Regions from separate parts of the Homo sapiens genome. Here region 1 is linked to region 2. A link is an interaction called in ENCODE POLR2A ChIA-PET data of the cell type or tissue named here. Cell type or tissue: PC-9. All regions are shown on one strand. Each heading gives the region's core, and the rest is flanking DNA. Links, peaks and the distances in the headings are about the cores only. Region 1 overlaps GPR173 (G protein-coupled receptor 173). Region 2 overlaps IQSEC2 (IQ motif and Sec7 domain ArfGEF 2).

Region 1 (15,110 bases), core at 1,043-9,042, 190 kb after region 2:
GAGGTCCTTGTTGAGCAGGAAGCAGACAATTGGGTTGACGGCAGCCTGGGCGAAGCTCATCCAAACAGCAGTGGCCAGGTAGCGGTGGGGCACAGCACAGGCTTTCACAAACACTCGCCAGTAGCAGGCCACGATGTAGGGTGACCAGAGGAGCAGAAAGAGCAGTGTGATCGCGTAGAACATGCGGCCCAGCTGCTTTTCACCCTTGACCTCGTCCATGCCCAGTAGCCGCCGGCTGGCTGCATGCCCATTCTGCCGGATACCCAGCAGGGTTGGTGGCATGGGCCCACGGCCAAAGCCGGCGATCCAGTTGGCAGCAGCCTGGCCGGTGGCCCCGGGACCATGGAATGTCCAGTTCTGGCTGATGGCTGGCACCATCTGCACTGGCTTCATCTTGCGGTGACGATACTCGAAGAGGAGCAGCTTGCCGTAGACAGCATGGGTAGCTGCCATGAGCACAGCCAACATAAGCATGAAGCCCAGCGTGTCATTGGCCTTGAAGTAGCGATGCTCAAAGATGCACTGGTCCTCCTCCCGAATAAACTTGTAGGTGCCCACGTCAAAGACAGGTGGGAAGGCCATGGCCACAGACAGGGTCCAGGCCATGCAGATGACAGCCGCGCATGTCCAGAGTGTCATGCGCTTGGCGTAGAAGCGGTGGTGGGCGATGGCCATGTAGCGGGTGACGCTGATGCAGAACAGCATGAAGGCCGCATGGAAGCAAAAGAGCACGGCCATAAAGGCCACAATCTTGCAGCTGAGTGCACTGAAGGTCCATGAAGAGCCGTGGCGCACAGAAGCCAGCACAAAGGGGAAGCAGACGGCAGAGCGTATGCCATCGGCCAGGCACAGGTCCAGCAGGAAGTAGTAAGGAGCCTTGTGCAGGGCACGCTCCTTGAGCACCAGCAGGGACAAGATGGCGTTACCCGCCAGGCTCACGCACATAATCAGTCCCAGCAGTACCAGCTTCACATAAGCTGATGCGGACGGTGGGGACAGAGCGCCGCTCACCTCCTCAGGCTCTCCGGTAGTGTTGGCCATACTGAGGGTCAGGGGCTACTGCCAACCCTAGGGGGTCAGCCAGTCCGGTACTCGATGGGCCCGGGGGGGCTCCATGAGTTGTCCTGCTACATTGCACCTGCAAATGGGAATGAGCGGGGGAGACACAGACACAGAGAGACAGAGAGATGAGGGCAAGAGAGAGACAGAGAGATGAGGGCAAGAGAGAGACAGGCAGAAAAACACAACAGGCGTGCAGAGACAAAGTGGGAAAGAGAGAGAGAGAGAGATAGAACAAAGAGATAGAAAAGTGGCCACCGATATAAATGGATTGAGATTGACACAGAAATGGAGGGGATGAGAAAGAGCGAGGAGAGAGAAAGAGGGGAGAGAGAGAGAGACAGACAGGAGACCATGAGAAACAGATGGAAAGGAAAGATGAGGAAGAAACAGAAAGGGTAGGGTTAGTGTGTCTACGAGCCCTCCCCAATTATGCCCTGGCTGGTGCCAGGCCCTGCCCCTGGGCCACTCCTGCTCCTACCCGCTCCTTGTCAGGTGAGGATGCTGCATTTCTTTGGATGTCTTTGGTTACCTGTTTCCTCCACTGGTGGATCTGTGGGGCAGGGATGTTGGTGCAGCTCTTCTCCCCTTTTGCAAAGCTCTAAGGTTGTGTTCAGACTTTTTTTTACTGCCACCCACAGTAAAAAAATACATTTTACATCACAACCCGCTACACATACATGCACGCACACACACAGCTCAACCAAAAGTTTCACAAAACAGTACTGAACCTGTATGCAATGTACCCCATTCATTTTTATTCTCTTTCATGTGTTCTTAAAATGCTGGTACCACTCACTTAATAGATTTCTTTATTCATGATGAGGAATGTGTTTAGTGTGCTTGAGGAACAGCAGGAAGACGAGTGAGGCAGGAACGGTGAGAGCAAGGGAGACAGTGGTGGAAGGTGAAGTCGCAGAGATGCCTTGGGGCCAGATTGTGTAGGGTTGTGGGCCACGATGAGGACTTTGGTTTTTATTTTAGGTGAGGAGGCAAGTATGTGTGAATATAAACATGTAGGGATGCTTGTGCATATTCATTCATACACTGAAAAAATATTTATCAAGCATCTGTGTGCCAGGCACTGTTCTAGGTATTGGGGATACAGCTGTGAACTACACAGATAAAGATCCCGGCCCTTGTGGAACCGACATTCTAGATAACAAAGAAGAGACACGGGTGAAGTATAGTATGTCAGATGATGACAAGTTCCTAAGAATAAACATAAAGGAGGGAAGGAAGATAGGAAGTGCTAGGGGTGGGGAAGATGCTGCAGTTTTAGATGAGGTGGACAGGGGAGGCTTCACGGAGGAAGTGTCATCTGAGCACAGACCTAAGGGAGGTGAGAGAGTGAGTCATGCGGATATCTCGGGGAAGAGAAGTCCAGGCAGGGGGAACGGCCAGAGCAAAGGCCCTGAGGTGGGACTCTACATGGCATATTTGAGGAAGAGCAAGGAAGCCACTGTGGGTGGAACACAGTGAGTCAGGGGAATGTGGTGGCAGGTGAGGTCAGAAAGGTGGTGAGGTCAGATCAGGGAGGCCGTGGCGAGAACTTTTTCCTCTGAATGAGATGGGAGTCACGGGAGGATTCTGAGCAGAGGCCAGATGTGGTATGATCTAGGATGGAACAGAATCCCGCTTGCCGTTGTGAAGAGCAGGGGTCATGTGGGGTGTATTAAAAGTAGGGAGACTACTCAGAGGCCCCTGCAGCAATCCAGGTGACAGATAATGCCCCCTCCATGCCACTCTCCCTATTTTGCCTCCTAGAATTTCTCTCTTCTAACACACTATATATTTATATATATATAATTTTATAATATAAAAATTTATATATAAATTATATATATTTATATATAATTATATTTATATATAAATACAAATAAATAAATATAAATATATATTTATATATTTATTTATAATATTTATAAATAAATATATATAAATCTATATTTATAGTTATTTATAAATAAATATATATAAATCTATATTTATAGTTATTTATAAATAAATATATATAAATCTATATTTATAGTTATTTATAAATAAATATATATAAATCTATATTTATAGTTATTTATAAATAAATATATATAAATCTATATTTATAGTTATTTATAAATAAATATATATAAATCTATATTTATAGTTATTTATAAATAAATATATATAAATCTATATAGTTATTTATATATAAATATAAATATATATTTATATATATTTATATATTTATTTATAAATAAATATAAATATATATAAATATATATAAATATACATTTATATATAAATATATATGAATGTATATTTATATATATTTATATGTAAATGTATATTTATATATGAATAAATATAAATGTATATTTATATATATTTCTATATGAATAAATATAAATGTATATTTATATATATTTCTATATGAATAAATATACATGTATATTTATATATATTTCTATATGAATAAATATACATGTATATTTATATATATTTATATAAATGTATATTTATATATTTATATATAAATAAATATACATGTATATTTATATATTTATAAATATATATTTATATTTATATATTTATATATAAATATATATTTATGTATAATATATATTTATGTATATTTATATATAAATATAAATATATATTTATATATAAATATACATAAATATATATTTATATTTATATATAAATATATATTTATATATATATAAATAAATATAAATATATATATAATTATATATAAAATATATAAATTTATATATATAAAATTATATATACAAACTTTTTTATATATATAAAATTTTTTAAATATATAAAAATTATATATATATAATTTTATATATATAATTTACTTTTAAATTTTAGTTTATTGCCTGCCTTGTCCTGTCAGAATGAAAGCTCCACAAAGGCAGGAGTTAAAGACTCACTGACTCTCCTCTGAAAGAACACTACATAGCACATCATGGTAGGCTCTCAGTGACAATATATCAAATGAATTGATTGAGGGATTAAATGGGCTGGGGCTGTGGGTCAGAGAGGGTGCCCTGGAGACATCCAGGCAGGATTAGCTACAACAGCAGCCTGGGGGGTACATCTGGTGGTGAGAGCAGCGCAGCAAAGCTGCAGGAAAGAGGAGAGCTCCGGGAGTGTGGGGATGTGACCAGGTAACAGCACAGGTCCCAGAGGGAAGGCAGTGAGGCAATTGGGCAGAAACTGGGGAAACTCAGGATGATTGTTGGGGCTGGGCTGGGATTAGGGGGTGGAACTTGAGTGGATGTCTTCCTACTCCCTCCCTCCCAGGAAAAGTCTCCCCTCTGCATGGTTTTCCAGCTCAATCCAGCCTGGCCTGCCACAGCCACCTGGTGCCCGGCCTTTTTTTTTTTTTTTTAGACAGTCTCCCTCTGTTGCCCAGGCTGGAGTGCAGTGGCAGAATCTCAGCTCACTGCAACCTCCGGCTACCGGATTCAAGTGATTCTTGTGCCTCAGCCTCCCGAGTAGCCGGAATTACAAGCACACGCACCACCACACCCGGCTAATTTTTGTATTTTTAGTAGAGACAGGGTTTTGTGATGCTAGCCAGGCTGGTCTCCAACTTGTAACCTCAAATGATTCGCCCGCCTTGGCCTCCCAAATTGTTGGGATTACAGGTATGAGCCACTGCGCCCGAGCCAGGCTTTTTAATGGCACCCTGAAATCTCAGAGCCCATGACAGGAGGCCAAACTAGTACTTAGAAAGTGCTAGGGCAGGGGCTGAGCAGAAATGGGGTTGGTGGGCTCCCTTTCAGCCCTTCAAGGCCTGACAGCCCCCTCAGACTGTGGAACAGCCCGCAGCTGGGTGAATGTAAACACACACACACTTACTCTCTTTCTCTCTCTCTCTTTCTCTTTCTCTCTCCTTTACCTTGAGGGGAGGCAGAGGGAAAGGGATAGAGACAGACAGAGACTGAATGTAAGAGAGAGGCCAGAGAGACACAGAGAGAGAGAAGGAGAGAGAGGTGTGTGTGACAGAGACAGACGGAGACACAGGAGGGAGAAAGAGACAGAGAGAGAAACAGAGAAAGGGGAGAGAGATCCTTACATACAGAGAGGAAGAGAGAGACAAAAAGGGGAAGAAGGGTGAAAATGAGAGTGAGAAAAAAGAGACAGAGGCACACACAGAAACCAGCATGCCAGACAGAGAAGGGAGAGAAATAGAGAGAGAGAGAGAGAGAGAGAGCAAGAGAGAGAAAAGGAGAGCAGGGAGAGGGAGAGGGCTAACGCCAGGAAAGAAAGAAAAATAGAGACGGGGTGGGGTGGGGCAGAGATAAGAGAGGGTAGCTGGAGAGAGATAGAGAGAGAGACAGAAATAAAGATGGAGATAGAGAGGGAGACACGGAGAGCCACGCTAAGACCGAGAAGGTGGATAATGCGTAGCCCTGAGTCTCAGTGAAAACAAAAGCTAAAGATAAAACAAAACCCCCCACATCCCCCCCAAACAATAGCAGCAAACAAACACAACCCTGGGAAAGCTCGGGACATTTTACAAACAAGTGAGGAGAGGGTTTTCCTCCGCAGACTGGCAGCTGCAGCCCGGGCCCAGCTGAGGCTCAAGACGCGTGCAAACACAGAACACACGCACACCTGCTCGAGCCCAGACACGTGCACACCCCATCCCCCCATAAACGGTCTACTGCTGTGGACACCCTCAGACAGCAACCCGCTCTTGCATGAGGAACGCGTGCGCACGCATGCAACACACATACACACACACACTCACACATACGCACACGCACTCACACACATATGCACACACGCACACGGAGGCAGAGGTACATCTTGTACTCTGCCGTGTTCACACAGGTACACAGTGTACCCTCTCCGAGCGCCAGCGCTTCGTCCTCAACAAAGGCGTTACTGCCCTCTAGGGGACATTTTGGAAATTTGTGTAGGAGCATTTTTGATGGCCACAGTGCTGGGGTGTAGGGTGTCCTTCTGACATTTAGGAGTCGGGGAGGATGTTGGCCATCCAGTAATATGGGGGAGAGTCCCACGCAGCCAACATGTCCCGCATCCTCTAGGACTTTGGACTTTTAAGTAAGTGAACTTAGAATCTATTTCACAGATAAACACCATTTTTTTTCTCTTGATTTTAACATACCCCGAATTATCCAGGAACGTGGCTGTCATGTAAGTAAAGAGGAGGCTGCACTTTGGTTTGGGATGAGCTTTCCTTAGAGTTGTTGACTATTTTAGAAAATCTCACCTCCAAGGCCTGTGCCTGTCATTTTCCTGCACGTCCTGCCTCTGATGTTTCCCCTTCTCCTAAATCCATAGTTACCCAGTATAAGACATTGGGGGCCGGGCACAGTGGCTCACGCCTGTAATCCCAGCACTTTCAGAAGCGGAGGTGGGCGGATCACCTGAGGCACGGAGTTCGAGACCAGCCTGACCAACATGGAGAAACCCCGTCTCCACTAAAAATAAAAAAATACAAAATTAACAGGGCGTGGTGGCACATGCCTGTAATCCCAGCTACTGGGGAGGCTGAGGCAGGAGAATCACTTGAACCCGGGAGGTGGAGGTTGTGGTGAGCTGAGATTGCGCCATTGCACTCCAGCCTGGACAACAAGAGCGAAACTCCATCTAAAAAAAAAAAAAAAAGACATTGGGAGCCTCTAATCACTTCCTTGAATCTCCTGGGGAGTGTCATGCCCAAGCATTTACATATTGAAATACAAATCGTTTTCTTATAAATCATTTTTCTTTTATTTCTTATTTGTATTATAGTTAATACAAAATGGATATTGTATAAAATATGGATTTTCTTTTTAAATTACATGTGCAGAGGGCCAGGCGTGGTGGCTCACACCAGTAATCCCAGCACTTTGGAAGACTGAGGCGGGTGGATCGCCTGAGGTCAGGGGTTTGAGACCAGCCTGGCCAACATGGTGAAACTCTGTCTCTACTAAAAATACAAAATTAGCTGGGCGTGGTGGCACGAACCTGTAATCCCAGCTACTCGGGAGGCTGAGGCAGGAGAATCACTTGAACCCAGAAGGTGGAGGTTGCAGTGAGCCGAGATAGTGCCATTGCACTCCAGCCTGGGTAACAAGAGTGAAACTCCATCTCAAAAAAAAATTACATATGCAGAGAGATTATATTCCTAAGAACTTCATTTCCAGACAGTAAAGGGGTGTTACAAAATATCTGTTATGTACAAGAGGGCACTGGATATGAGAGGGCTGAGAATTGTTCACATACACAGACACACTCAGATACACACTCACACACATGCAATGGTCCACAAAACCACCTTTGTAACTCCCCTAACACACACATGGATGAACGAGATCTCAAACACTGACAGATAGGTACACACAAGCAAACTTACCCACATATACTTTCATTCACACAGACATATATATACTCATTGACCCAATATAGCTGATGATTCAAATCCTCCCACATATTCAGACACAACACAGATATACACAAAGTTGTATATTAATATTGTCACATAGATAAACACTGTCACGATATTAACACTCAAAGTTACTTACATATGCCAGCAGGCTGACACGCACTTGAACCCTACCATGTGTGTGTATACACACACACATACACACACAGGTATAGTACATAGAATCCCCCTCAGAGACCTATAGATATATATGCACCCAGAAAAAAGCAGGCAAGTAAAAAACTGCCCACATATACACACACATGCTCTAACACAAAGAGACAGATTCAAACTCTCTCACATAGATTAGGTGTGCTCACCAACACAAATATGTATATCCTGGTATATGTACACACACACACCCATTCACATATACACTCCCACCCATGAACAGACTTATAACAGCTCCAACACACACACACAAAGGCACACTCATACACTTTAGCAATACGCAAACAAACACAAAGATAAAAATTGCATATTGTACATATACAGACACACACAAAGACAAGTACACATGGGCAAACATGTGTACACATATAAACTTGCTCACACACAGATACACTTAACTGACATACACATCCTGCAACAGGTATACCGCTGGAGCCAAACCTGCTCATGTGCAGAGACCAGCTAACTCTTGCACTTGTAAGTGGACAAACGAGCAGAGCTGCCCAGCTGGTAGGCTCCTACCACAGCAGAGGGCTAGAGCAAGAATGGCTCCAGAGCAACCATGTGCAAAGAGAGGTGGTAACTGTTTTCATCACTTCCCGTTGAAACATTCCAGATAGTATGATTATTACTTTGCTAGTTTATCATCAGTGAGGTTTTGGAGTTTGGCCTATACCTATGTGGACAATGTTTGTTTTTGTTTTCTTTTCTGTTTTTTTTTTTTTTTAAGAGAAAAGGTCGGCTGGGCACGGTGGCTCACGCCTGTAATCCTAACACTGTGGGAGGCTGAGGCGGGATGATCACTTGAGGCCAGGAGTTGGAGACCAGCCCGGCTAACATGGTGAAACCCTGTCTCTAGTAAAAATACAAAAATTAGCTGGGCGTAGTGGTGCATGCCTGTAATCCCAGCTACTCCGGAGGCTGAGGCAGGAGACTCGCTTGAACCTGAGAGGTGGAGATTGCAGTGAGTGAGCTGAGATCATGCCACTGCACTCCAGCTTGGGTGACAGAGTGAGACTCTGTCTCAAAAAAAAAAAAAAAAAAAAAGAGACAAGGTCTCGCTCAGTCACCCAGGCTGGAGTGCGGTGGTGTAATCATAGCTCACTGCAGCCTCAAACTCCTGAGCTCGAACAATCCTTCTGCCTCAGGCCCCGAAGATGCTGGGATTACAAGCCTGAGCCATCACGCCTAGCCTTCATTTATGAAAAATATTTATTTATTTATTTATTTATTTATACAGGGTCTCGCTCTGTTACCCAGGCTGGAGTGCAGTGGCATGAACCTCAACCTCCTAGGCTCAAGCAATCCTCCTACCTCAGCCTTCAGAGTAGCTGGGACTACAGGGATGTGCCACCATGCCTGGCTAATTTTTTAAGGTTTTTTTTTGGTAGAGATGCAGTCTCACTATGTTGCCCAGGCTAGTCTCAAATTCTTGGGCTCAAGAAGTCCTCCTGCCTCAGCCTCCCAAAGTCTTGGGATTACAGGCATGAACTATTGCACCCCGCCTATTTTTCTTTTAATTTGATTTTCTTCTTATTTTTCCTCAAGTTTCTTTCTTCTACAAAAATAGGAGGGCTGTCTTATCACCAAGAAACAGAGAAAAAATAGAAGCATTGTATGATTGTTGCTATGTGGACTATTATATAGTATAGTATTAGGTGTTTCTAAAGAGAACAGTATTATTTTATTTTTCTGATTGTTACTTTTTTATAAAAAAGTTTTATTATAGAGTATTTCAAACATTAAAAAGTAAAGAGAATACTGTAATGAATCTCAGTGGATCCATTGCCCAGACTTACCAATTACCAACTCATAGCTAGTCTCATTCTGCCTATAACCCTACCCACTTCCCTCACTCCCAGTATTCTGAAGCATATCTGTTATATCATTTCATCCTTAAGTATTTCAGTATCTACTCCTAAAAGGTCAAGACTCTTTTAAAAATATTACGACAATATCATTTTTATCATTTCTTGGTTTATTGATTGATTTACTTGTGATTGGTATTTGATACTAAAAATTAACCAAATCTGATTCCTGGTGGGATTTCATACTTACTATCTTTTGTTTTTACATAAAAATATTTGTCAATAAATGAATGAAGCCCAACAATAGTTTAATTGAGTTGCTTTATGACTTTGTTTCAGAGTGCTGCTTTCTTTTTTTTTTTTTTTTTGAGATGGAGTCTCGCTCTGTCGCCCAGGCGGGAGTGCAGTGGCACGATCTCGGCTCACTGCAAGCTCTGCCTCCCAGGTTCACGCCATTCTCCTGCCTCAGCCTCCCGAGTAGCTGGGACTACAGGCACCTGCCACCATGCCCGGCTAATTTTTTGTATTTTAGTAGAGACGGGGTTTCACTGTGTTAGCCAGGATGGTCTTGATCTCCTGACCTCGTGATCCGCCCGCCTCGACCTCCCAAAGTGCTGGGATTACAGGCGTGAGCCACCGCGCCCCGCCAGAGTGTTGCTTTCTTAAGAATGCAGAGAAAAATCAGTTTTCAGAACTCACAGAGGTCTGCTGACCCCTTCAATAGAAAGATTTGGAATTTTTAAAGCATCTGGCAGTGCAAATTGAGAAACTGGGATCTTTTATGAGATGGGTTAGAATATTTTTAGCTGGAGCTCAACCGGCTAGTGACAGGGTTGTATGATTAACAAGTAAAGCTAAGATGCCCCTCCCAGTAGAATCTCACAGGTTAGCGGTGTGCAGGGAAATTGTGTACACTATTTTTAAGACCAATGAGGTAAAGGGAATAGGAAAGGGGCCATGTTCAATTATTGCTGTTAGGAGATACACTGGTGACAGGTCAAAGGGCATTGAGATGACACTAACTTAGATGTTCAATCAGAAAGGTTTTCATTTTCTACCCATGCATCTATGGGTGTTGACATTGCATAGTTTACAGTACTAGTTAGAAACTTGAAGAGAAGTACAAGAAGCACCAACATAAACTAAGTTTGAAATATTCAAAGTGATACATGAATACTTTGAAATACTGTGGAAACTCCATAAGTCTGTGGACAGATGCTGCTGTTTACAACAGCAGTTTGTTTGGAAAACTCTGAGATTCATTTACTGAGGAGCCCTCACCTGTAAGTTTGTCTATAGGTCTCATTTCCACAGTAAATTATGCCAGATGAATGTAATTAAATCCAAGACATTTCCCACCTGCCTTTCAGCTTTCTGTAAGGAACTGGGATCAGTACACCCTTCCGTGTTGTTTTAAACCCAAATGTGTAGAGATTTGGTAAAAATAATAGTAATAATAATAATAATGAGGTAAAAGAAACATGGCAACATTTCTTTGTGAATGCTTCTCATTTTTCAGATTTTTTTTTTTTGAGTCTCGCTGTTGCCCAGGCTGGAGTGCAGTAGTGCAATCTCAGCTCACTGCAACCTCCGCCTCCTGGGTTCAAGCGATTCTCCTGCCTCTGCCTCCCAAGTAGCTGGGACTACAGGCGCACACTGCCATGCCCAGCTAATTTTTCTTTTTTTTGTATTTTTAGTAGAGACGGGGTTTTACCATGTTGCCCAGGCTGATTTCGAACTTCTGAGCTCAGGCACAGATTTTATGTTTACTGGCTTCAACAAATGGCTTTTTTTGCACACGAATAAAGTTACATAAAAAATGTTAAAGACACTAAAGAATAGCGTGAAGACTACTGACAGAGTTTATGGATTCGAAGCAAAACTTCAACTTAGGAAATGTGAAGTCAAGTATGGTTCCCTGGGTGATGTTTACTTGGTGTTGCAATTTGAATACTAAAGAAGACTTATTAGGGTAAGTAGAGCAATGTCTGCATTCACTTAGGGGAAAAGCTTCATCATTATTTTAAGATACACAAAATGAAAATTTTCTGTTGCATTCAATTTGTGAGCATTTATTTATTTATTTATTTTGGAAACAGGGTCTCACTCTGTCACCCAGGCTGGAGTGCAGTGAGGTGATCATGGCTCACTGCAGCCTCAACCTCCCAGGCTCAAGCAATCCTCCCACCTCAGCCTCCTGAATAGCTGGGATCACAGGCACGCGCCACCATGCCCGGCTAATTTTTGTATTTTTGGTAGAGACAGGGTTTCGTCACGTTGCCCAGGTTGGTCTCAAACTCCTGGGCTCAAGCAATCCTCCCACCTCAGCTTCCCAAAGTGCTGGTATTACAGGCATGAGCCACCGCACCTGGCCTGCATTTGTTACAAGAAATTTCATATTTGATTGAAAGAAAAGAAAGAGATGCTACATTTAAAAAAGAATCCTCCCTTTGAAGCACAAAATTCAAACACTACAAATTATCCAAATTCTGAATATTTGTCGAGAAACGAGTTTTAACCCACTAAAAAATACTCTTTGACCATTTGCTGCAACTTACTTAGGCTAGCAATTTCCTGTTGATGGTGACTACCAAAAGATAGAAAAGATCACGCAGCTATTTCAAGCACAAAACCTTAGTCTCTGCCTGGCCATGACAAGAACAAGAGAATTATAAAAGGGAGGTGGAAAAGGAAGGCACGAATAAGCAGTTGTTCCATTTCTTAAGAAAGGTGGGTATGGTGTGAAAGCACCAGCCATACTCAACACTAGTAACTGCACCTGATGCTTCTGAGAAACCAAAATGTTATCTGATGACCCCAAAGCTTGTGTTTTTGAGGTCAGCTCTGCTGACCTGTAGAATCATGCAGCTACATTTCATACATTCAAGCTAATTACTGAGGGCATTAGGTCAAACATTGGGTTGTGTGTGAGCAATCTCCATGGAATGTGTCTTACCTTCAACAACATGCTTTCCAAGATCAAAAACTGGCAGGCCACAATAGAAGTTTATATCTGTGTCAAAACTACCAATTGTTATTTACTTCATTTCCTTTGTTTGAGCTTTTACCAAGAAACACAATAACTTGATGTAGAAGATCTATGCTCAGCACCAGTGGATTTGCCAAGTCAAGATTAAAATGACCATAAATGAATCAAAGGACCATAAAATAAATCAAACCACTTATGACTTGATCAGAAGTGGGCATGGATGTTGACCACTACAAATTCACATTAGTGAATTTAAAAGTTATGGTCTGCTATGGTTTGAATGTGTCCCCTAAAGTTCATGTGTTAAAAACTTAATCCCCAATGCAACAGTGTTGACAGGTGGGACCTTTAAGAGGTAATGAGGTTATGAGGACTCTTCCCTCATAAATGGATTAATGCTGTTATCACAGGAGTGGGTTGGTTATCACAGAAACGGGTTCCTGATAAAAGGATGAGTTCTACCCACTTCCCTTCTCTCTTTGTCACGTGCACATGCTCTCTTGCCCTTTTGCCTTCCACCATGGGATGATGCAGCAAGAAGGCTCTCACCAGATGTAGCCACATGATCTTGGACAGCCCAGCCTCCAGAATGATAAGAAATAAAATAAAATCTCTGTTCCTTTTTTTTTTTGAGACAGAGTCTTGCTCTGTCACCCAGGCTGGAGTGCAGTGGCATGATCTAGGCTTGCTGCAACCTCTGCCTCCCGGTTTCAAGTGATTTTTGTGCCTCAGCCTCCCAAGTAGCTGGGACTACAGGGGCCTGCCACCAGGATGCCCAGCTAATTTTTGTATTTTTAGTAGAGATGCAGTTTCACCATGTTGGCCAGGCTAGTCTTGAACTCCTGACCTCAAGCAATCCTCCCGCCTTGGCCTACCAAAGCGCTGGGATTACATGTGTGAGCCACTGCGCCTAGCCTAAAATCTCTGTTCTTTACAAATTACCCAGTCTCAAATATTGTTATAGTAGCGCGAAATGGACTAAGAAGATTGGTGCCAAGAATGGGGTTGTTGCTATAATGCCTGAAAATGTGGAAGTGGCTTTGGAACTGGGTAATGGGTAGAGGTTGAAAGAATATGGAGGAGCAGGCTAGAAAAAGCCTGTAAAGCCATAAATAGAGGGTTAAGGGTGATTTTGTGTGAGGCCTCAGAAGAAGACAAGTGCTATAGGGAGAGCCTAAACCTCCTTAGGGATTACTTAAGTGGCCATGATCAGTTCTGATTTCATGTGTTAAAAATGTAATTGCCAAGTGGTTCTGATCATGACCACTTAAGTAATCCCTAAGGAGATTTAGGCTCCTTAGCTTTGTTTCTAATCCCATGATCAGAAATATGGATGGTAAAGGCCATTTTGATGAGGTCTCCGATGGAAATGAGAAATAAGGTATTGGAAACTGGAATAAAAGCCACCTTTGTTATATGCGTGCAAAGATTTGGCAGAATCGTGTTCATGTCCTAGGACTTAGTGGAAGGCAGAATTTAAGAGTCATAAACTAGCATATATAGCAGAAAAAATATCTAAGCAGCAAAATGTTTGAGATGCCACATGACTACTTTTGGCTATGTACAGCAAAATGAGAGAAAAACGATTTAAAGACAGAATTTATAATTAAAAGAGAAGCAGAACAGAAAGATTTGGAAAACTCTCAGCTTGACCATGTAAAAAATACAAAAGCATGTTGGGGAGAGAATACTAAGGGTGTGACCAAGAGACTGCTAAAGAGACTAATATGGGTAGAAGGAAGCCAGATTCTATTCAGAGGCCTTTGAGGCAAGCTAGGATCTTGAGGGCAAGGTTTCTAGAGAGGTACCCCTAGGACTTGAGCATTTGCTGCCCTGTGCCACCTTGGGACTCTGCTCCTTCAATTCTGGAGCAGTACCCCTTGGCTGCCCCTGCTGTGGCTCAAGCAGGCCCAAGTGCAGCTCGACTTGCTGCTCCAGAAAGTATAACCTGTAAACCTTGATGGTGTCCACATGGTGCTAATTCTGTAGGCACACAGAATGCACGAGTTGTGGAACCATGGCTTCCTTTGTCTAGATTTCAAAGAATTTCATGGACAGCCTGGGGAACCAAGCAGAGACTTGTCATAGGGATGGAGCCACTGCAGAGGGCTCCCACTAAGGCAACACTTAGTGGAACTGTGGGAGTGGGGCTGTCCCAAGACCACAGAACTACAGGACCACGAATGTGCAACTCCAGCCTGCGAAGGCTGGAGGCATGAGACTTCAACCCATGAGAGCTGCTGGGTGGACTGAGCCCAGCAAAGCCATAGGGGCAGGGCTGCTCAAGACCTTGGGGGCCCAGCCCAGCTCTAGTGTGCCCAAGATGCAGGACGCAGAGTCAAAGATCATTCTCCAGCTTTAAGACTTAATGTTGGCTGGGCACGGTAATCCCAGCAGTTCGAGAGGCTGAGGTGGGTGGATCGCTTGAGCCCAGGAGTTCAAGACCAGCCTGGGCAACATGGCCAAATCCCATCTCTACAAAAACTCGGGGAGCTGAGGTGAGAGGATCGCTTGAGCCCAGGAGGTTGAAGCTGCAGTGAGCTGTGACACTGTGATCCCATCACTGTACTCCAGCCTGGGTGACAGAGAGGGAGACCTTAACTCAAAAAAAAAAAAAAAAAAAAAAAAAAGAAGAAGACAATGTTTTTTT
Region 2 (15,110 bases), core at 5,164-13,163:
TTGCCATGGCATTCATGGCAATTTCAGTCCCAACTTTGTCACTCACTAGCTAGCTGACCTTGACCAACTCACTTCACGTTTCTGAGCCTAGTTCCTTATCTGTTAAACAGGACTCAATACCACCAACATCATGGGGTTCATTTACTGAATGAGCTGAGCTCATTCAGATGAATGCATTCAGAATCTGAGTGGCTGGCACATAATGGGTACTCAGGAAAGAGTAGCTATTATTAGTGTTGATTTCAGTAGATACTTTTGGAGTACTGCTGTGACCAGGGTCTCTGTTGAGTAACAGTTCTTGCCCTCCATGAGTTCCCAGTCACTCAGGGAGACTGAGAAGGGCCCTGACAGAGGAGAACACTGAAGGGTATGGAAGCCCAGAGGAAGGAATTTGGCCCTGTCTGGGGCTGGTACAGGTCAACTCAGCCTAAGAGCTGGGTCTTAAAGGTTAAGTAAGAGCCAGGGACAGAAGGGTGAAGTGTGGAAGAGCATTCCAGGCAGAAGGAATAGCATACAGCATATGGAAAAGAAACGGGATGTTATTGGGAAGGGCCAGAAGTTCCTAACCTGGGGTGCATGGGTCTCAGATGGGCTTCAGGAACCCCACGAACCTCCGGAAATTGAATGCAAAATGTTGCATTCATATACCTATGTGCATTTTTTGGTGGAAGAGATGGTCCATGGCTTTCATTAAATTGGTAAAGGGGTTTGCATTCCCCTCAAAAAGCTTGAGAACCAATATTGTTGGTGACAAAGTGTCAGTTGAATGGATTCTAAATAGGAGAGTAATTTGGCAAAATTTGTGTTTTAGAAACATCACATTAGCAGTCAGTATGAAAAATGGGTTGTATGCAGGGAAACCAGCTGGAAGGCCTAAACTGGGGTATTGGCAGAGAAGAAATGGATTTGAGCAGGGCTACGGTGTTGCACGACTCCAGTGAGCACCATTTGTTGAGAAGCACTTTAATTTCAAATTATAGAATCCAAATCCTTTGAGAGTTATTAATGAGATAGACTCAATAGAAGTGTCAGATGATATAAACTGTTGTGGATGTATAAGGTGAGGGAAAGGGAAGAGGCGAGGATGAGTCAAAGTTAGCAGAGGGCCAGAGGGACATGAGTCCATGCCAGGGTGATAGTGCAAGGGGAAAAGGGAACCTCTATTAATGCTCACCCAGCATCCAGAGTCCTTAGTCTCAGACATATTTACTAACTTTCATCCTACCCCTGGTTCTCAGAGATCCCAAGTGACACTGGCAATACTCATTTCCCTGCGGATTTTGCAGAGGAATTACTTTTGCTTTGTGAGTTAGGTCAAGTTTCCTGAAGAAAGCTGTGTTTAAGCCAGTCATTCAAGGTCCATGAGGATTCTGAGAGTTAGAGATGGGGGAGGAGGTGCTGACAGTGTCCGCAAAGGCCTGGAGGTGAGCAAGGTGAAATCAGACATTGGAGGGTGCAGAGGTCAGGCTTACCTCAAGCAGCTGTCTGAAGAGTATAGGCTTTTTATTTTATTTTATTTTTTTTTTGGTAGGCAGTTGGAGAGCCATGAACAGTTCTTGAATAGGAAAAGATGAAAAGTGACATGATCAAATTAGCGTTTTAGAAGGGAAATGAGGGAGGAGGCTATGCAGTAATCCAAGGGAGAGAGAAGCCAAGGTCGTGGGCATAGAGCCGAGGAGATGGATTTGAGAGGTGATCAGGAGGAAGAGAGGACTGGAGTCAGAGACTGAAGAGGTAACCGGGGAGAGAGGAGGAGGTGGAGATGACAGAGGCTGGAGTTCGCAGTAAGTTCAAGTGTTCATGCCTGGCACTGGATTCATTCATTCACTGAATATTTATTGAATGCCAGGCACTGTGTTAGGCACTAGGGGTTTAGCACTGAACAGAACAGATGCCTGTCCTGATGGATCTTACAGTGAGTGAGACAGAAAAATAAATAAACAACTAAATGTCTAGAGTGTATCTGATGTCGATAAGTGCTATGAAGAAAAAGCTGGGGTGATAAGGTAGAGAATGTTGGGGTGCCTTTTGAGAGGGAGGGCCTCTCTGATGAGGCAGTATTTGAGCAGAGGCTTGAAGGAGGTAAGAGAGTGAGCCGTGTACCTCTCAGGGACGATGTTCCAGATAGAAGGAACCGCAGGTGTAAAGGCCCCGAGGCAAGAGTGTGTTTGGTCTGTTTGGGGAGCAGCAGGGAGACCAGTGTGATGGGGAAAAGGCTGAAGAAGGAGTGAGAGGAGTAGAAGATGAGATGGTAGGGGCAACATCACAGTCTATCTTTTAGAGCTATTTAGGAGGTAGAGTCCACAATAATTGGTGACTGACTTGCTAAGAGGGCAGGAAGAATCTAGGGTGACTCCAAGGTATGTTTTGGGCTCAGGTGACTGGATGAATGGTGGTGCCTTAAGGACAATGGTGAGATGCTGAGTCAGAGGTCCCTATGAGAGCTGAAGGCCCAAAGGGCCATCCTGGTAGAGCTGTCCAGCAAGCATTGGGCTCGACGGGTCCGGGACCCAGGAGAGGGATCTACACCTGAAGTTATGAAATGGAATGAGATCACTGAAAAAGTGTGGAGTGAAAGAGAAGAGGGCCAGAGCAGAATTGGGAAGGGGAAACCAACGCGTAGGGAAGGAGCCCAGGAAGAAATGGGGGCGGGGTCAGAGCAGTAGGAGGAAAAGCAGTGGGGGTGGGCTCACAGAAGCAGAGGAAGGAAAGGGCCATGCAGAGGAGGGCCTTGTTAAGAGTGTCAAATGTTGCAGCCTGGGCTAGTAAGCCGAGGGCGGAAGAGAGTCTATTGGCTTTAACCATCAGGAGGGCCTGGGCGACCTTCCTCAGAACAGCTTCCATGGAGTGGTGGGCGCATGAGGCAGATTGGAGTGGGTCGAAGAGCTCGTGGGAGGTACCGAAGTGAAGCAGAGATGGCCAGTGTAGACGGGTTTCTTAAGAAGAAGCTTAGCTGTGAAGAGGAGAGAGGGACAGAGGGGGATGTGGGGGCAGATAGAGGGTTTTTATTCCCAGATGGGAGAGACTTGAGCTTCTATAAATGTTGATAGGAAGGAGGCAACAGAGGGGGAGAGGTTGAAAACGCAGGAGGGAGAGGGGATGATTGTTGTGGAGGAGGTAATGGGGATGGGCTCCAGAGTCCAGGTGGAGAGACTGGCCCTAAATGCTAGAGGGGCCCCCTCTTTCTTACAGAGGAGCAAAGCAGTGATAGTGGTGGGGATACAAGGGTATTGGGGGATTGGTGAAAGAAATGCTTCAGGAAAGTTCAAAGCAACAAATGGAGAGCCCTGGCCAAGGGAACGGATGCTGGAGCTGGAAGGAAGCAGAGAATACTTCTGGCTAGGACTTCCTTAGGAAGTGGCACTTGAGCTGGGTCAGGAAATTCAGAAAGGATGGTAATAGGCAAAGATCTGTGCAGAGGGAAGAGTATTCTAAGTGGAAGAAACAGAATCAGCACACACATAGAGATGTGAAAAGGCCAGGCATGCTGATGGAATAATGAACAAGCTAGCTTGATGAAGGCTGGGCATCAGTGAGTAGGGAACATGGATACCACTATAATGGCCGTTATAATAATAGTTACCATGCACTAAGCACCAGCCTTGCTTAGTACATATTTGAATTCCTTTAGTCCCACTGCACCCTGCAGAATAGGTATTTCCTCAGTTTGCAGGTAAGGAAAGTGTGTCCTGGAATGGTGAAGAAATGGACCCAAGGTCATCCGGCTAGTAAATGATGGGGCTGGTATTGAAACTCAGGTCCGTCTGATTCCATAGCCTGTGCTTTTGCCATCTAACAGGAAAGGCCTGGTGAGGCCATATGGTGGGAGAGCCTTGAATGCCAACTTGAGGACCCTGAACTTTATCCAGGAGGCAGTGGGTGTCTGAGCAGAAGAGATGCATGCTTGAAGGTGGGCTTTAGGAAGGCTAATGTGGTTCAAGAAGGGAGGGAGAAGAAATCAGGAGGTGACTGCAGTGTTAGGGGGAGAGGAAGCAGGGGCCTCGCCTGGAAAAGAGGGGAGTGAGCAGTGGGAATGGAATATCACTTGTTCCTCATGACAGCCTGGAGAGGTGTGGATCTTCTGTTTTTATAGATGAGGAATGGGACACTCAGAAAGGGAGGGCTACTTGCCCAGAACTTGCGCCCTGCTTCATGTGATTTTGCTGATTCAGGAAGTCCGTGGAACAATGTGTCAGAGGGAGCTCTGAGTCTGAGAAAGGCGTGTGCGTGCGTGTGTGTGCTTGTCTGTGCATCAGATGGACAGCAATGCCTTCCTTTCCTTTCCCTTCACTTCCCTGTCTGCGTTCCTTCCCACCTCTTCCCATTCTTCCAGTCTCCTGGATTCCATAATTCCTGCATCCCCTGAGCCAAGGGGTCTGGGAATGAGGGTAACTGTTTCCTTGTCTGTCCCCAGAAGGTCAGCCTTGTCACTCCCAAGTCACCTGGTCCCCTCCCAGCCCAACTGTCTGTCCATCCACCATATGAAACTGTAGCCCAGCACCAGTGAATGCCACATGCAGCCTGGCCCCTGGTACTGCTCAGCAGCACCCTAGGGATAGGTGCTTGTTCCTGCAGCGACTCTTCTCCCACTGCTGTGGCTGCTTCTGTGTGGGCAGACGGCCACTTTGGGAATTAGATTCAGCTCACGAGTAGTTAACAATAATCACCACCATGTTCCCATTGCTGGTGTTTGCCAGACACTTGATATATGTTCTAGTTCTTGCAACAGTCCTGGGAGGTTCACATCACGAGCCCCATTTTTACAGACGAGGAAACTGAGGCTCCAAGAGTGACAATAATGCGCTCAAGGGCATATAGCCTGGAACCACTTGTAGAGCTGGGATTTGAACCCAGGTCTGTTTGCTTCCAAAGCTGTGGGCTTTCCGTACTCCATTTCCAAGTATCTCCCATTTTCCTGAGCCTGAACCTTCAGGAAATACAAATCCTTGTCCTTCAAGAGCAGGGTGGGTTTCTAGAGATAGTGCCAAGTTCACCCAAAGGACCTAGTGGGATGAGTCTGAGACTTGGAGCTCCAAAAACTCTGGGTTCAAATCCTGACTCTACCACTTACCCAGCTGTGTGACCTAGAGCAAGTTATCTAACCTTTCTGAGTTTTAATTCCCTCATCTCTAAAATGCTCCTCTGCAGAGCTGTTGTAGGGGCTAAGTGAGATGATGCGTGCAAAATGAGAGCAGGTTGCTGTTATTATATTAAAATGAGGGTCAGGCACCTGGCAGGGTTAGAAAGGGAGTTGATATACGCTGAGGGTGACCTTAAGACTGAGCCCAGGCTGGGTGTGGGGGAGGGCTGTCCCAGCACACTGAGTTGGGTGTGACCCTGGATAATCCATCACACTGGCCTCCCCACCCTGACCCCCATTCTCGTCCCACCTTCTGGTTCCGGTCCTGGCCCTTCGCGTATCTCCCCTGCTCTGCAAACTAATGCCTCTGCCTCTCTCTGTCACCCACCGCCTGTGGCCTCTACCCCGCCCTTCCTGGCCCCAGGGAAGAGGAGGAGGAGGAGGAGACTGAGGAAGAGGAAGAGGAAGACGCTCACCAGTTCTGCTGTCCGGCCTCCGAGTGCAGTAGTCCCTCCTCTCGGTAACTGAGAGGACAAGGGCCATTTTCTATGCAGAAGCAAAAGCCTTAACCAGCCCCTCCTTCCCCCCACCCACCCCCCCGCAGATTCCCCCATGGGACCCTGTCCCCTGCTTCAGGAACCAGATGGGCAAGCATCGTGCCCCTTCCTCCCCCCACCTTCTTCTTGGAATTCCCATCCCCACTGCTGTCTCCTCTGGACTCCAGCCCCTGAATTAAAGAGAGCTGGAGCCCTAGGTCCGACTAAAATGTGGGAGAAGCAGAGCTTGGAGCTTGGAGCTTGGAACCTGGATCCTCCCGTACCCGCACTCCCACTTCCCAGGCACCCTGGAGCCTGCCACTACTGGAGAGGTCTCCAAATGACATCCCAAGGACCTACCTCTGTCCTCTGTGAGCACAAACAGAGATGCAGGGTGCCTAGGGCTCAGAGGACCAGACGGGGGCAGGACCCAGCCTGCCTAGTTCCCTGTCGTTTGTTCCCTTGCTGTGGCCATTGCTGCCATCTCCTCCACTGCTTGAAGGCCTCACCCCATGCCCTCTGCCACTCCCATAGTGCTCTGTAAATATTATCAGGAGGAAAAGGCCTCTCAGAGTGCGTGTTGCTGTGTACAAAGGAATTTCCATCAATAAAAGCTGATCTCTTCTCTCTGTCTGATGTATATTCCACCCACCCCCACTTCCCTCTTCCAATCCCCACCAGGGCCTTGCCTTCTTTCCTATCCAGGGCTGGGAATAGGGGCCGGGAAAGAGAGTAGGGTTTGATTCGTGGTTTTGTCAACACCCAGGAGGCACTCAATAAATGCATGAATGACTCCCAACACGGGCAGGCTAACCTTGGATGTGTCGCATGACCTCTTTGACATCTATAAAAAGGAGAAGGGTTGGATTAGAGGGTCTCCAATGACTCTTCCAGCTGTGACATTTTGTGAATCTGAGATGCTACAGTTTTAAGAAGCTATGATTATGTGAATTTAATAGACAATGATTCAGTGACACATTCCACTGCAATTTTATGATTTCTATTTCTACAATGCAGTGATTTTGGGATTTTCCAGTCCTGTGGTTTTAAGATTGCATAATTCTACCATTTGAACAAATTCTGATGATGCAATTTTAATATTCTGCAATGTTTAGATTCCTTGATCGTTTACTTTTAAGGTTCTGATTCTACAACTTTAGGGATCTCTGAATCTGAGAGGAAGCCATTTCCCTCCAATGCAACGACCCTAAATATTCCCTGCACCTGGGCAGAGGCTGGTTCTAAGACTCCCTGGAGGCTCTCAGCTGGAGGGTGGAAGATGTCCTTTACGGGTTTGTAGGACTCACACCTTCCATGATGTGTCTGAAGTGGGCTCATACCCCCGACTTTTCCTGTCTGAGCCTTTGGTATTAGACAAATCTGAGTTTACCTTCTGGTTCTGCCACTTACATCTGTATAACCTTGAGCAAGTTTTTTCTTCTCCTTGAGCTTTGTTTTCCTCCTGAGTACAGTGAGAATATACCTACCTCTCTGGGTTGTCATGAAGATTAGCAAGAAAGAACACAACGAGCCCAGCATAGGAGCTTGTGCACTGTTGGGCAAGTGTGCTGTGATTGGTGGCTCTTGTTTTGATTAAGGCCCAGGTGAGAGTTTTCTCCTGTCTTTTCTTTCCTCCCTCCCTTCAGCATCTCTATCACATTGAACCTCTAGGTTTCCTAGAACCTCACCTCCTTCCCTCACTTATTGCCTCACTCGCTCAACTCATCTACTCATTCACCCATTCAAAGTCTCATTTATTTCTCCCCTCCCTCCCTGCCTGTCTCCCTTATTTACTCTTCCTCATTCTACTCAACAAAGCATTGTTTGAGCCCTTACTGGGTATAAGACCTGACGCTAAATACTGTGAGAGATCCAAAGTAAGACAGAGGCCAGGTGTGGTGGCTCACACCTGTAATCCTAGCCCTTTGGGAGGCTGAGACAGGCAGATGGCTTGAGGCCAGGAGTTTCAGATCAGCCTGGGCAACATAGTGAGATCTCATCTCTACAAAAAGATTTTTTTTTTTTTTTAAGCATGACAGTGGCTGTGTCCTCTGCGAGCTCTCCATCTCCCAGGGGAGATGAGAGATGAGAAATCCTTTGGGAAAGTAGGAAGGATGCAAAGGGTTAACATGATTGGACAGGAACGGCTTCAGTAATGAGCACATTTTGTTCCTGGCCCAGAGAGGAAGGAGATGTCAAGGTGGGTGGGGAGGTGTGGTGTCCAGGAGGGCTTGCTGGAGGAAGAGGTGCAAGAGTTGAGCCTTGAAGGCTGGTAAGGGTTTGAAAAGGTGGCAAGGGGTGAGAAGGCATTATAGGAGACAGGGACCGCATAGACAAAAACCTGGGGGAGCGCTCCAGGGTCATGCAGGGGAATGGTGGGTACATTACTCTGTTTATTCTGCTCTCCAGGGTGTGTGAATGTAGGTGACCTGGGGCTGGGGACGAGGAGACCATTCTACCCTTCCGCTGAATGGAGAGAGAAGCAAGTGTGGGGGTGGGGACGGGGGTTCAACTACATGGGGGGAGGGGGCAAGTCAGGGTCAGATGACCCTCCCGACCCGTGGGCAACTGAATTGGCTGAATCGGGCAGAGGGCTTGTGCTGTGGGAAGGGGGTGGGGTTTTGATCAGCCGTGAGAGAAATATGTGTGCACGCATGGCCTCCATGTGGCCGGCCATCCTCACACATGTCTTTGCACAAGGCTCTGCAGGTCTCACAGTTGTGAGACTGTGCACACTGCTGCAGAGCTGAGGAAATGTGATGATGTGAGACTGGGTGTGAGGAATTCTGAGTGTGAGGTTGATTGTGTGAAGTGGTGACTTTATGTACCTGGCAGCCTTGATGTCTGTGTCTGGTGGATGTAATCACAAGGCTGGGTGTGGGTGGCTTTTAAGCACGTGAGGCTGTGGCCTTTAGGGTGACAGTTGTCAGGCAGGATGGTCACACACACACAGACACACGTGATTTCTACCTGTGGTCTTCGAGGACCCAGGGTGGCTGCTGAGTAACTGCTGTGTGCTTAGTACTGGCATGAGTGCCATAGGTCCGCAAAGGTGAATCACACCGGGCCGCTGCCCTTGGGAAACAGGACGGGGGTGTGGGGTGGGAGACGGACACTTTAAGAGAGAACCACAAGTTAGCCAGGAAGAAAGACTGACTGTGATAATATGGGTATGCATAAGACACAGGGGAGGGAGTCACTGACCCTGTCATGTTCCGTGAGCGGCAGGAGTGAGTCAGCATTGACTTCCCAGAAGGACCAACCTGCCCAGGGTACTGCAAGATGAAGATGAGCTCACCCAGATCAAGCAAGTCGGGGGGTGAAGGGGAGACAGAAGACATTCTGGGCAGAAGAAACAAAGGAAGAGTATGAGCATGGGCTTGGTTATGTGGATCAGCTTGCTGTAGTCTAGGAATTGCAAGTAACCTGCTATTGCCTGTGACATTGAGGAACTTACAGGGCAGGGTGGGAGGTGAGGGGTGGGGAGACAGGCCAGATTCAGAGGGGCTTCTGAAGCTAAGAGTGGGATGCTGGCCAGAGGTGAGGGGGATTCTTGTCCTGTGCAACCCTGGGCAAGTCACTTTGACTCTCTGGGCCTCCATTTGGGTCTGTGGGATTGGATGGTTCATAAAGCCTAGTCCGTCCAGTCCATCCCAGCTCTGTGCATCTTCTGCCACCCTTGGCTAGCCACATCCATGAGTCATCGCTCTTGAGGTCAGGAGCTTCTTCCATCTAACCTCAGTCCTTCCTGCTTCCTCCCGGGTTGCTTCCTCGTTCACCCACTCCACAAATATTTACCCAGCATGCGATCCTTTGTGTGCCACTGTGGGAAGGCACGGGGAGATGAAGAATGCGAGGACTGTACCTTGAAGGGACTGCTTATAGTGCCTGGGACAGAGGGTGGGGTGGTGGTAAGAGCACGGGCTTTGTGTTCAGATACACTTTTGTTTGAATCTTGGCTCCACCAGTGCTGAGCTTCAAGGCTTTGGGCAGGTTACTTCATCTCTCTGTACCTCAGTTTCATCATCTGTGCTGTCCTCCTCAGAGAGAACAACCCAAACCTTGCAGTGTTGCTCAGCCTAGCAAAATGACAACTCAATAAATGACAACTATTATTTTTAGGGCTGCACAGCAGCAAAGCTGGGATTCAAGCTCAGGTCTTGCGCTCCCAAAGCCCGTGTATGCAGCTCAGCTCCTCTGAAGGCTGCTTTCTTCCCTGTCAGTTCCTGTGCCAAGCCAGGCTGGGCTAGGGCTTAGATCCCTGTGACACTGGGATTGGGCAGCAGAACTAGCTTGCAGAAGAAATATTGGAGGGAGAGGTGGCTGCAGTCCCCCTGCCTCCTCTCTCCCCTGCCACTGGGTCCAGTCTCCTGGCCCAGTCTGCTCCTTCCAGAACCCAAAGCCCCTGGTCCCATCCAGGTGCAATGACCTTCCTCGTCTTGTTTTCTTGTCTCTACTTCCAGTCCGTCCCGTTCCCCCCACTGCCACCTAAGTTGTCATGGGGATAGTCCTCACCATCCCTAGCTTCCTCTTGCCCTCATCTTATGATATCCATGGCAACAGCCCCCATTCGTTTCCATGACAACTGCATCCTGATCCCATCCCCTGCTGGCTGCCTGGTTCCGGGCAGTGCCAATAAAGGGAAGGAGGGAGAGAAGACCTCCCATTAGAAGCAGCATTTGAGGAGGATTAGTGCCCCTGCCATGGGCAGGCCAGCCCCAGATCCCTGTGGAACATCCTACACTGCTTCTCCCCATCTTAGTGCTTTGGCACACAAGGTTCCCTCACTCTTCATCTCTACCAACTCCTTCCAGGCAAGACCCAGTCCACAAGCTTCCTCCCCCAGGAAGCCTTCCGGGCAGCAGAGGAACTAGCACAAGCTTTGGGGTTTGAATCTCTGTCCTGCCACTTGCTAGCTCTGAGACCTTTGGCAGTCATTTCCCCTCTTGGAGTTTTTTTCTTCATCTGCAAAATAGGAATCCTAATTCTTCCCTCACGTTTGCCATGCAGATTAAATAATGTGTGGAAAATGCCTGACACAGGGAAGGTGCGCAGTAAGTGCGAGTTTATTTTTATTCTGCTCAACCACCCCCAAACAGAAGGGATCTCTCTCCTGCACTCCCCCAGCACTTCCTCTGTTCCCCAGCCCTGATAACTTTCTGCTTTGTACTGTGGTTATTTGTGTAGCATAGCTTATTTCCCCCTCTGCAGAGGATGCTCTCCAATTTCCCCCACAGAATAGCCCAGCAGACAGCGCACATGGGCGTGTGTGTGTGTGTGTGAGTGTGTGTGTGTGGTTGTGTCCGTATATGTGCATGTCTGCATGTGTTTGTGTCTATTTTCTTGTGTCTGTGGATGTGTTTTTGTTTCTAGGTTTGTCTGCCTTTGCATGTGTCTGTGTTATTGTACCTCTGCATGCATGTGTGTGAGTGTATGTGTGTGTGTGTGTGTGTGTGTGTGCACATGCAGATGTTTTGCTCCTGGCTGGGAAGAGTCCAGAGAGGGGGTGCTCCCAGACCGTTTCTGAAGTCCAGGAATCCAAAGAGGGAGTTGGTTTTGCTTGACCCCTGCACAGATGAGAAACTGAGTTGCAGAGAGGAAAAGTGACATGCACGGGCTCACACAGCTGGTCAGTGGCAGTCAGGACCTGAGCCTTGGCCTGCCCAGCGTCTTACTCTACAACAGGCTCTTTCTCTCTCTGTGTGTTTGCATGTGTGTGTATGTGTGCGAGAGAAAGAGAAGAAGAGAGATTTTCCATGTGATCAGCATGTCCCCGAGTGTTGTTCTGGGGGCTCTGACTTGAGGGATTCCACATCCCCAGTGCTGTTTCTTCAGCAGTATGTATGATGTCAGAAGCAACGCCGTCAAGCACCCTCCTTTTTTTGCCAGGCTCCCTTGTGGGAGGCTGTGCTGACAGCCTGATCTCCCTGCCACTATTCCCTTTGCAACCAAAACGGGGGTGAGCTCTCAAGGGAGGAATTGCCAAAGAGTGCAGAGCCAGGGGCAGCACGGAGCCGGGAGTGAGGAGAGGCAACAAGATGTCATGAAAAGCCTGGGCCCTGGGTTTGAATCCTAGCTTTTTTACTTAATAGCTATGTGACCTTGAGCAAGTTTATGTCACCTCTCTGAGCCTCAGTGTCTTCATCTATGAAATGAGGCTAATGGTGCCTGCCTTGGTAAGTTTCAAGAATTCAATGAGCTAAGTAGTGCCTTTGCCCTAGGAATTAGAGGTGACAACAGGGCCCTACTGCAGCCCGAGAGGAGCGGGTGTAAGACAGCCTGTGTGGAGGAGGCAGGCAGGCATGGAAAGGCATACCTGAGCAGAGCATTGAAGGCTGAGCAGGAGGTAGCCAGGTTGGGGCAATGGGGCAGAGAATATATGAGGTGGGGGTCAAGTCAGGAGAGCCATCCATGGCCACAGTGAGGAAGTTGAAGGTTATCCCATGGCTGCTGATTCCTGGAACACCCAAGTTAGATCATGTCCCTCCTCTGCTCACCTCAATCAGAGCAAAAGCCAAAGTCTTTATTGTAGGCTCATGCCCTTTCCGATTTGGCCCCCATGACCTCTCTGATCTTACCTCCTATCTCCTCTCATTCACTCTGTTCCGGCCACACTGGCCTCTTCACTGTTTCTCGAACATGCCAGACACAGTTCTACCTCCGGGCCTTTGCGCTGGCTGTACCCTCTCTCTGGACTGCTCTGCCTTTGCCATGCAACTTCCTCTCACTTCCCTCAGCACTCTGCTTATATGCCATTGCTCCAGAAAGGCCTTCCCTGAGCACCACTTCTCAAACAGCACCTTTTCGCAATCTGCTATATTTTCCTTCCTAGCACTTCACCCCTACCTGAAATGGCAGGATATATTTACTTGTTTCTTTCTTCTGTAAGCCTCCAACCTTGTGCCCCCCATAATGAGACCATTCTCTGGGTCCCAGCCACACCCATTCCCTCACTAGAACATCACCTCCCTGAGAATGTTCTCGTGCATTTTGCTCACTAGTATATTTCCAGCACCCAGCACTGTGCCTGGCATACAGAGGGTGCTCAGTTGTTGTTTGTTGAGTGAGTTATCTGGCGCTGTGGAAGGGTTTTAGTGAGAGAATGAAATAGTTAGGTTAGTACAGTTTTGTTTTTGTTTTTGTTTTTGTTTTTGAGACAGGGTCTCACTTTGTTGCCCAGGCTGGAGTGCAGTGGCAGGATCACGGCTTACCGCAGCCTTGACCTCCTGGGCTCAAGCGATTTTCCTGCCTCAGCCTCCCTAGTAGCTAGGACCACAGGCATGCGCCACCACGCCTGGCTAATTTTTTATTTTCTGTAGAGACGGGGTCTCCCTATGTTGCCCAGGCTGGTCTTGAACTCCTGGGCTTAAGTGATCCTCCTACCTCAGCCTACCAAAGTGCTGAGATTATGGGCCTGAGCCACCATGCCTGGCAATACTTTTTTTTTTGAGATGGAGTCTCACTCTGTCACTCAGGCTGGAGTGTGGTGGCACAATCTTGGCTCACTGCAGCCTCCACCTCCCGGGTTCAAGCGATTCTCGTGCCTCAGCCTCCCAAGTAGCTGGGACTACAGGGGCCCACCACCACACCTGGCTAATTTTTTGTATTTTTGGTAGAGATGAGGTTTTGCCATGTTGCCCAGGCTGGTCTTCAACTCCTGCCTTAAGTGATCCTTCCATGTCAGCCTCTGGAGTAGCTGGGATTACAAGTATAAGCCACTGTGCCCAGCTAGATTTGTACTTTTTTTTTTTTTTTTTTTTTTTTGGAGACAGTCTCACTCTATCTCCCAGGCTGGAGTGCAGTGGTGCGATGTCAGCTCACTGCAACCTCTGTCTCCTGGGTTCAAGTGATTCTCCTGCCTCAGCCTCCCAAGTAGCTGGGATTACAGGCACACCCACCATGCTCAGCTAATTTTTGTATTTTTAGTAGAGATGTGGTTTCATCATGTTGGCCAGGCTGGTCTTGAATTCCTGACCTCAGGTGATCCACCTGCCTTGGCCTCCCAAAGTGCTGGGATTACAGGCATGATCCACGGCGCCAGGCCTAGATTTGTACTTTTGGTGGTGGTGGTGGTGGTGGGTTTTGTTTGTTTGTTTGTTTGTTTGTTTTTAGACGGAGTCTCGCTCTGTCTCCCAGGCTGGAGTGCAGTGGCACAATCTTGGCTCACTGCAACCTCTGCCTCCTGGATTCAAGTGATTCTCCTGCCTCAGCAGGAGATTTCAGGCCCCCACCACCACGCCCGGCTAATTTTTGTATTTTCATTAGAGACGGGTTTTCGCCATGTTGCCTGGGTTGGTTTTGAACTCCTGGCCTCATGTGATCTGCTCGCCTCAGCCTCCCAAAGTGCTGGGATTACAGGAGTAAGCCACCACGCCCGGCCCAGATTTGTACTTTTGAAAGCTCTCACTGGCCACAGGGTGAAGAATGGGTTGGAAGAGGAGATCGGAGGCTGTGGTAAAAGTTCAGGAGAGAGTATTTCTTAGAGCAGCCTCCTGAGCACATTCATTGACTCCCTCTGGACGGCAGCTTTTATTGAGCACCTACTCTGTTCCAGGCCGTGTGCTCTGTGTTAGCTGGGAGATTATCAAATTCTCTTCCTGAGCTGGGATTCTGGGAGTCATGAACACAAATAGCTGTCATGCTTTGCCAAAGCTAACCTGTGCCATAAAAAGCAGGACAGACATGTGCTGTGTGTGGGAGCTCTGAACAGGATCAGCAATAATTTCTGGCTGGAGGCGGGATTCAGGAGGGCTTCTTAGTGGTGGCATATGACCTGAATCTTGACGGAACTAGGATGTGGGGGAATTTCTCAGATTGCAGATGGCGGAGACGATGGGGATTGCATTTCAAGTGGTAGGTACTGTATGAGCAGTTTTGGAGGTAGAAAGCAGAGGAGCATTTGGGAAAAGCAGGATGTGGGCCAGGCTGGAATGATGGGTGGATGGAATAGGGGGCTGGCAGCCAACCCTGAAGTATGGCTTAATGTTTAAGAGTGTGGGCTCTGGAGTCAGACTGCCTGGATTTGAATCCTGGCTCTATCATTAGTAGCTGTGTGACCATAGATATGTTACTTAACCTCTCTGGGCCTCAGTTTCTTTATGTGTAAAATGAAGATAAATTACAGTACCTACCTCATACGGTTGTCTTGAAGAGCAAGCAAGTTATTCAGTGTGAAGTGGTAAGAATGGTACCTAAATGTGCTAAATGGTCTATAAATATTAGCTGTTGTATCTTGGAGAAGCCTCAAATGCCAGAATAAGGGACTTGGGCTATCTCTTCTGAGCAGTGGAAGTTATAGATGATGGTTCATGCATACAGGAGACAGTTGATCAAAACTGGGCTTGAGCCGTGTGCTGGGAGGGGAGGTTTGAGAGATTAATGGGCAAGATCCTGCAGTCCTGGCAGGGAGGAGAGGAACATCTTGGATGCCGGGGGTGGGCTGAGCTGGGGCTGAACCCTGGAGTGGGGGTGATGTCAGGGCCACCGCCCCAGGC

The links. Peaks named below come from ENCODE experiments on the same cell type or tissue, not always from the same donor. Only the 100,000 strongest peaks of a DNase experiment are listed, where the experiment ranks them.
Region 1: POLR2A ChIA-PET joins it to region 2 with 11 read pairs; 3 of 35 experiments call an interaction of 5 or more read pairs at or near these places.

What each region holds. Positions count from the first base shown.
Region 1 is chrX:53,062,553-53,077,662 of GRCh38, reverse strand. GPR173 (G protein-coupled receptor 173) reads right to left here. Exons shown (of 2, transcript NM_018969.6): 2 at 1-1,138. The coding sequence starts at 1,041. Among named protein-coding and RNA genes, the nearest start is that of TSPYL2, 12 kb to the left of the region's middle. RefSeq lists enhancers at 14-73, 5,677-6,178. In PC-9, for the core only: CTCF peaks have their summits at 5,755 and 5,956 (motif pointing left); no DNase peak of the experiment used is centred there; H3K4me3 peaks cover 734 bases.
Region 2 is chrX:53,257,459-53,272,568 of GRCh38, reverse strand. All of the region lies in intron 2 of IQSEC2 (IQ motif and Sec7 domain ArfGEF 2), which reads left to right. Among named protein-coding and RNA genes, the nearest start is that of KDM5C, 40 kb to the right of the region's middle. In PC-9, for the core only: no CTCF peak of the experiment used is centred there; DNase peaks (open chromatin) are centred at 6,158, 6,708, 8,768 and 9,368; H3K27ac peaks cover 3,767 bases.